2 separate regions of the Homo sapiens genome follow, and region 1 is linked to region 2. The links are chromatin contacts, found by Hi-C or POLR2A ChIA-PET in ENCODE. All regions are on one chromosome and are shown on one strand. Each heading gives the region's core, a stretch centred on a gene start or an enhancer-like site at or near the end of the contact. The rest is flanking DNA. Distances are from core to core; before and after follow the strand shown. Region 1 has its middle 78 kb from the start of SMAD2. Region 2 holds the start of ZBTB7C-AS1 (ZBTB7C antisense RNA 1).

The links. A loop is a pair of places that touch in the nucleus more often than their neighbours do. ChIA-PET counts read pairs that join two places held with the same protein, here RNA polymerase II (POLR2A). Pooled maps may share reads with other maps.
Region 1: a pooled map shows a loop between it and region 2 (6-fold over the local background). The contact joins the enhancer-like site here to the promoter of ZBTB7C-AS1 in region 2. A Hi-C loop is called at or near these places in 5 of 50 pooled maps. POLR2A ChIA-PET finds 5 or more read pairs at or near these places in 2 of 52 experiments (SK-N-SH and activated B cell).

What each region holds. Positions count from the first base shown.
Region 1 is chr18:48,006,916-48,010,620 of GRCh38, forward strand. No RefSeq gene overlaps it. Among named protein-coding and RNA genes, the nearest start is that of SMAD2, 78 kb to the left of the region's middle. RefSeq lists an enhancer at 727-1,640 and silencers at 1,316-1,425, 1,436-1,485. Within about 2 kb of position 1,501, at least 14 of the 41 ENCODE cell types and tissues checked have a DNase peak (open chromatin) inside an H3K27ac peak, as active enhancers do.
Region 2 is chr18:48,160,362-48,163,994 of GRCh38, forward strand. ZBTB7C-AS1 (ZBTB7C antisense RNA 1) reads left to right here and starts at 2,355. Exons shown (of 5, transcript XR_001753437.2): 1 at 2,355-2,519. All of the region lies in intron 3 of ZBTB7C (zinc finger and BTB domain containing 7C), which reads right to left. RefSeq lists a silencer at 1,275-1,474.

The DNA of each region.
Region 1 (3,705 bases), core at 251-2,750, 150 kb before region 2:
ATCCCCACCACCAAGGACTGTGTGGAAGGAATGAGTCCACATCCCTGACTGATTTGGCCGACTCCGTGTGTTCCCTGGGCTGAAGTGAGTGTCCTGCTGGACTCTACAAGGCCACCCTCAGCGTGTCAGTTTCTGGGAAAAAGGTGGGTAATCCTAGGAGACTCTCTGGACGTCTCCTTCTTGGGACTGGCCTTGGGAGGCGGAAGGGGACCTGCTGTGGCCCACTGGGAAGTGGGCTGTGGCGCAAAGATAAATGGGCCCATGGAGCTGACCAGACAGGCAGTGTCTGCAAATGCAGAGGGTCTAGATCAGGGGTGTCCAGTCTTTTGGCTTCCCTGGGTCCCAATGGAAGAAGAATTGTCTTAGGCCACATATAAGATACACTAAGACTAACGATAGCTGAGTAACTTTTTAAATATCACAAAAAAACACATTCGTACTGTTTGAAGAAATTTTACGAATTTGTGTTGGGCCGCATTCAAAGCCATCCTGGGCCTCACGCGGCCAGAGGCCGCGGGTTGGACAAGCTTGGTCTGGATTCAGGAGGGTCTGCCTCTGTTTCCCCCCATCATTCTTGACCCCCGTTGAGGTGTTAGTGGATGCTCCGGCCGGGTTTCAGCCAAACACCTGGGTTCAGGCTGAGGTCCATGCTCAGCTTCGGGCCAGGGCACTGGAGCAGGAGTGGCACTGAGGGCCTGTCCTCACCAGGGTCTCCTTCCTTTGCCACCTTAGGCAGCTCTGGGATGTTTTATAGGGGAAAGTGGCATCTCCTCCCCTGCCCATGAGGAGGGTGGTGCTGAGTAAAGGTAGCCTCTGCGGGCAGGAGATGGCAGGGACCATGGGACCCAGCAGAGTGAGGGGTGCTGAGGGGTCTCAGAGCAGAGAGACTCCCTTGTTCTGACCCTCTCCAGCTGACTGCAGGTCCGCGAGCCTGGGGGCCCGGACGCTCCTCCATGTGCTTTTCTGCCCCACTACTAACTTCAGTCCACATCACAGCCTCCGAGAGTGGGGCTTCTGGGGCCATCCCCTCTGTGCTCTCCGCAAGCACCATTCTGCGGGACTTTGTAGAGTGACCCGAAGCTTCCGCTCCCTAGCCCTGTGCTCTTCCCCTCTCCAGTCCATCTCGGCCGGGAGTCGGGTCTCTGCCAGCCCAGCGCTCGGAATGGAGCTTTGTGGGGCTGGGGAAGCAACCTTTGCCAATGGGAAGGGGGTGTCACAGCGCCTCATTCCCTCCCAGCTTGCGCTCCTCGGAATAATCTCCAACAGCGTGCCTAGAAGCACAGCTGCTTTTGTTTCGGGCGTCGGTGCTTCCCAGAATCCCGGTGCCCGGACCCAGCCGCCGAACCGACCCCGCCCCGCCGCGGGCTTTGTTCCCTGCGCTGCGCACTGCGAGCGGCGGCCACGCGGGGGCGCTGGGCCGGGGGCGGGGGCCAGGGCTGGGGGTGGGGCGCGCCCCCGGGCCACCTCCCCCGCCCCTCCCGGCTCCTCCCCGCTCCTCCTCCCATGCCCCGGCCCCCGCCTCGCAGCTGGGCTCGGACTCAGGCTTAGCCGCAGTCTGTGAGCCTCCTCCCCGCACCTGGCCGGCCAGGCCAGCCCAGCCTACTTGTCTCGCTGCGCCCGGCTGCTGCCTCCGCTCCAGGGGTCGGCGCCGGGACCTCCTCCTCCGCCGCCGGCCCGCCCGCGTCTACACCGCACACCCGTGGCGCGCCCTCCAGGGGCGGTTTTTCTCCCGGGGTCCTAAGTCTCACTCTACCTGCTTCACGCTTAGTGGTCCTGTAGAAATACAGACGCGTCGTAGGCACTTAGTAAATGTCTGTTGAATGACTGTGTGTAAGCACTCGTCCGTTCTTTACCACACCTCATTTTTAAAGTTAATGGACGTTATTTTTTTCAAGCAATTTTAGATTCACAATAAAATTGAGCCAAAAGTACAAAAAGTTTCATTTCCCCCCTGTACCCACCCCCGAACAACCTCCCCCACTCTCGACCTCCAGACCAGGGCATGCATTGGTTGCCATTGTGAACCTACACTGCCACATCAGGGTCACCCAAAGTCCACAGTTTTCTTTAGGGTTCACCCTTGGTGCTGTACACTCCATGGGTATGACATGTGTAAGGCCATGTCATTCCGGTATCACACAGCATTTTCACTGCTCCAGAAATTCAACCCTCCGTCTTTCCAACTCCTGGCAACTCCTGCTCTTTTTACTGTCTCCATAGTTTTATGGAATCATGCTAATTTTCACAACCATCCAAGAGGTAGGAACTCTTCCCCTTTTGCCCTTGAAGACACTGAGGCTCAGGGATGTTGCCAGGGCCCTGTCAGCTTCCTGATAGGAAAGCCACTAAATTCCAATCGGCTACCAGTTTTCCTGCAACCCTGGCCTGGGATACTCTCCTGAACAATGAAGCCAGTAATGGCATGACCACAGCGCTGTCCCACCCTGGCCAGCAAACAGGCTCCCTCAGGGGACTCCACTCCTCTACCTGGACACTTCTGCAGGCGGGAAGTGGGTAAGGAGTGACAGGTGTGGACTGCCTTGCTTGGCTTCTGGGAGGAGCCATTTGTGCCTGCTGCCAGGCCTGCTGAAACATTACTAGGCTGGGCGGAAGTACAGATGGAAGCCCTGGTCGGTGGTCTGCCCCTTCCTTTCCCTAGCCCAGGCTCTGACTTCGCCGTAAGGATCTTGCAGAGCAGGCATGGACACCCAGCCTGCAGCCCAAGCTCCATCCCCACCCGAGAGCCAAACACCCCCCAGGCTAATCCTCAGGCCCGGTAGTGTGTACACTGGTGAGAGCAGACAGCTGCGGGAAGAGGACCTGCAGAGGCCCTAAAGTGGGCCCCTGACGGGAGGCAGAGCTCAGATAATAATTTTCGTCCATGTGGGCCCCAGGACCTTTGGGCAGGGCCCTGGGTACCTGAAGCATGATCCGAAAGGGAGGGCATGAGCTCCAGGTGGGCATGTCCCTTGACTTTGTGCTAGGGTTACCAGATTTAGTAAATTAAAACAGGAGTCCCCAACCCCTGGGCGTGGACCTATTCTGGTCCATGGCCTGTTAGGAAGTGGGCTGCATAGCAGGAGGTGAACAGCAGGTGGATGAGGATTACTATCTGAGCTCTGCCTCCTGTCAGATCATCAGGCATTAGAGTTTCATAGGAGCGAGAACCCTATTGTGAACTGTGCATGCGAGGGATCTAGGTTTCCTGCTCCTTATGAGGATCTAACTAATGCTTGATGATCTGAGGTGGAACAGTTTCATCCTGAAACCAAACCTGTGCCCTGTCTGTGGAAAAATTGTCTTCCGTGAAACTGGCCCATGGTGCCAAAAAAAGTTGGGGACCGCTGAATTAAAACACAGGACACCCATTTAAATTTGAATTTTAGATAATTGCATTAGTCTGTTTTCACATTGCTGATAAGACATACCCAAGACAGGGGAATTTCCAAAAGAAAGAGGTTTAATGGACTTACATCTCCACATGGCTGGGGAAGCCTCACAATCATGGCAGAAGGCAAGGAGGAGCAAGTTATGTCTTACATGGATGGCAGCAGACAACGAGACAGAGTTTGTACAGGGGAACTCTTCTTTTTAAAACCACCAGATCTGGTGACACTTATTGGCTCTCACAAGAACAGCACGCAAAATCCTGCCCCCATAATTCAATTACCTCCAGCCAGGCCCCTCCCACAACATGTGGGAATT
Region 2 (3,633 bases), core at 1,105-3,604:
TAACATGGAGCTACCCTAAAATTAAAGCACAGTATAACAGCAGGCACGCTGGGATGAGGAGCTGGGAGGCTAGTCAGAGTTCCAGCTCTGCCACTAACTAGTAGTATGATCTTGGGCAGGTCATCTCCCGCTCTGGGTCTCAAGGGCCTCATCTATTAAACCCAGGACTGGGCTGAGGATGCCTGTGGTCCAGCTGTTAAAGATCCCGGTTAAATAATAAAGATCCTGGATCTATTAAATAACATCCCTGATGTATAAATAGTGGCAATCTTGATCAAAGAGCTCCAAGCTTGTAGAAAACACAAGCTCAGCAACCTACCAATCTCCCCCTTGCCATAGTAAGGGCACCTGTTTGCTACCTGAAAATGTAAGAACTCACAGCCTTGGGATGAGTGAGAAGTTGAACTGGCCGCAGGGAGAGACACCTGAGAGGGCAGTGGCAGTCTGAGGGGGGCCAGGTGGCCTTCTTGATGTGATATGAGGGATCCCTGAAAGGCCTCCCCTGTCCCAAATATCTGCTCCCTATCCCCCAAATCTGGGGTCCTGCATCTGGAATTCCACCATTTGAGACAAGTTTTTTTTTTTTTTTTTTCCAGTGCCGGGGGAGCAGTGGGGGGTCGTCTTTGATTGCAGACACCTTCAAGCAAAACGCACACAGCCATGAGAAGGGTGTGGTTCCCACCCTTCTAAGGTTGCCTGGGTCTTCCCTGCCTGCCAGCAGAGGCCTGGCAGCTTGTGGGCCCTGGGTGCTTGGGGCTGGAGGAGGTGGGGGGGACCCAGAAGGGACCCTAAAGGGGGCTGTGGGGGAGGGAGGGCCTCCTGGGCTGACTCAAGGTCTCCTTCACCAAGACCCAGAGGGCCTGGGGGACGGGGGCAGGGAAAGAGAAAGAGCACGTGCAAGATTTGAGTTCTCCAGGAGGGCTGGGAGTGGGAGAGTCCAGGGAAAGAGCTGGTGCCTCCCTTTGGCTAACCGATCCCTTGGAAGAGCCAGCTCAGAGAGGGGAGGAAGGGAGGGCGGGTCAGGAGACAGGGTGGGGCCGGGATGAGAGGAAACTGTAAAACCAACGGGGCGGATTCACGAAAAATTCCCGAGCGTGGTGAGGGTAGAGGGTGCTGGGCAGCACCCCAGTTCGCCGGGCCCACGCTCCTCCAGTTGCCCGGCCTGTTCAGACTGGTTCGCCCACCTTTCTCTCCCTGCCGGCCCCACTCGCCTGACCTCTGAGAAAGCAGAATCCGGGACATGAAGCAACCACAGCCGCTCCGCCCGGCCACAAGCGCCCCGGACTCCGTGCCTGCCCGCAGCCCCCTTCCTGCAGCGTTCACTCGGCTGCCCGGCCCGGCCCGGCCCGGGCGCCCCGCCCCAGCCCCGCCCCGCTCCGGAGGCCCCTCCTCTATCCCCGCCCCTTCCCGGGCGCCCCGCCCTCTCCCTCCACTCTGCGCCCCCGCGGCCTCTCTCTCCTCCTGCGGGAGCCATCGCCCTCCTCCCGGGCGCCCCTCCCCGCGGCCGCAGCCTGTTTCCCGGGCCTCTCCTCCGCATTCTCACATCGCTCCAGCTCGACCTCCCCACCCGCCCGCCTCCCCGGGAGGCCGCGGCCCGGCGCGGCACCGCCCCTGCCCACGGTTACCCGGTTACCGCCTGAGAGGCCGGCGCCTGCCCGGGCGGGCGGGACCCGCACTGACCCCGCAGGGGGCGAGGCGGGGCTGAGAGGGGCGAACGCAGAGCCAGACCCCCCGCCGCCGCAGGCCGCCCACCTCCAGGCAGGGCTTCGTGCCAGACCCGGCTGTAGTTATCAGCTGGGTGGAGGGCAGTGCCAGCTGCAGGCGTCCCCGAGGCGCAAACACCACCCCTGGCCCCAGCCTCCTTCCCTGCAGCCTTCTACCTTCTACCGGAAACAGAGCCACGGGGAGCTAAAGGAGGATCCAGCAACAGTGGAGGCAGGGACTCCACCTCAGAGGCAGGGCCGCACTGAAGCCCAGCTCACCTACCTGCTGGGTGACCTTGGGCAAGTGACTTCTCTATGCCTCAGTTGTTGCATCTGTAAAATTGAGATAGTAATAGTATTCACCTCACTGAGTGCTGCGGTTTGGTGCCTGGCACATAATAGGGACTTCATAGACAGTTGTTACTATTATTACCTCTTCCCCCACATTTGGGGTTTGGCAGAGGGATGTATTGGCTACATGGTCATTAAGGATCTGTTAAGCACCTCCTATGCACGAGGGAGATCACATGGTATGGTCCAAGAGTCTTGGAGTTAGATGTGGGGTTGAATCCTGGCCCTGTCACTTCATAGCTGTGTGTGACCTTGTAAAATTCTGTCTCCTCTCTGAGCTGAAGTTCCCCCACAGGAAAATAGGGACCGTAATGCCCATCTTCCGGGGCCAATGCTGGATTCAATGAGATAATGTACAGGGAGTGCCCAGGGCAGTTCTCAGCACACAATAGTGCCTCTCAGTAAATAAGAGACGCAGGATGGAGAGGACAGGCTCAGTTTCTGCTACAGAAGAGCTCTGGGCAGGTAAGACCTATGGGAGAAAAATGTCACTGAGGAGGATGAACGTTCATGCTCAGCATGCAGTCAGTAGGAAGGGCTGAGGGAGGGCAGGCCCTCCTGTCTAGGAGAATGAAACTGCTAAGGGTGGGATGTCAGGCACTGGTGGGGGATGTTTCCGAATGGGGCCCGTTGGTCCTCAGTGAAGCGGCAGCTACTGGGCCTGAGAAGGGATGTAGGGGCGCTGGAATGACTGATGTCAGCATCTGCTTTATTGGAGAGGCCCCAAAGATGGCTTGGCCATCTCTCTCCCATCCTGACAGGAGAAAAGAATGAAAAGGACAGTTGGAAAATGAGCCCTGAGCAAAATCTCCCCCCTTTATAATAACTGTGAATGTGGCTGGGCATGAGCATGGCCCTGGACAGTGGCTGTGTGACTCTGAAGCTGGGTTCCCTCATCTGTAAAATAGTGGGCTGGTCAGATGCTTTCTAGGCCCCTGAGCTCCTCCCTTCTTGAAAGCAACATTTGCTCTGATCCGTAGCAATGTGGGGGAGAAGCCACTCCTGGAGAGTGCAGGGCCCATCTTCAATCCCATCACCCATTCCATGAACTGGCTGGGAGCCCTCTTGGATGAAATGGAAATGGAGTGGGGCTTAACAGTGGGACAGGCTCCCCAAAGTAGCTCAGGAAGACCAGCTGTCCCACTGATTGTGTGATTCTGACAGCTGGAATCAGCCTTTCAAGCAGATGTCCAGCCCTCTTACAGACAAAGAAAGCCCAGAGAAGTGAAAGGACTTGCCCAAATTCATGTGTCTCTTGAGAGGCAGAGCTGCCTTTCAATCCACTGCACCATATTGCTTCAATTAGTTTCATTAAGAGGGACAACAAAAAAACCAGTAAGCTAGTGACCAAGGCCATCCAAAGTCTCTTTGAGTCCATTTCACGAATGCAAAATGGAAATGCCTTAGCTTCACTACCAGATAAGAAAGTGCTTTGGGAAGTGAGAAGAACACTCCAAACAGCCCAGGAGCTGCCATAAGCACTGTCTGGAGCTGGAGGGGGTTAACTAGGTGGACAGTTGGCGGAGGCTCCTGCCAGGTCAGAGGGGATTTGCCTTTGTGATCAGCACTGCAGGCTCCA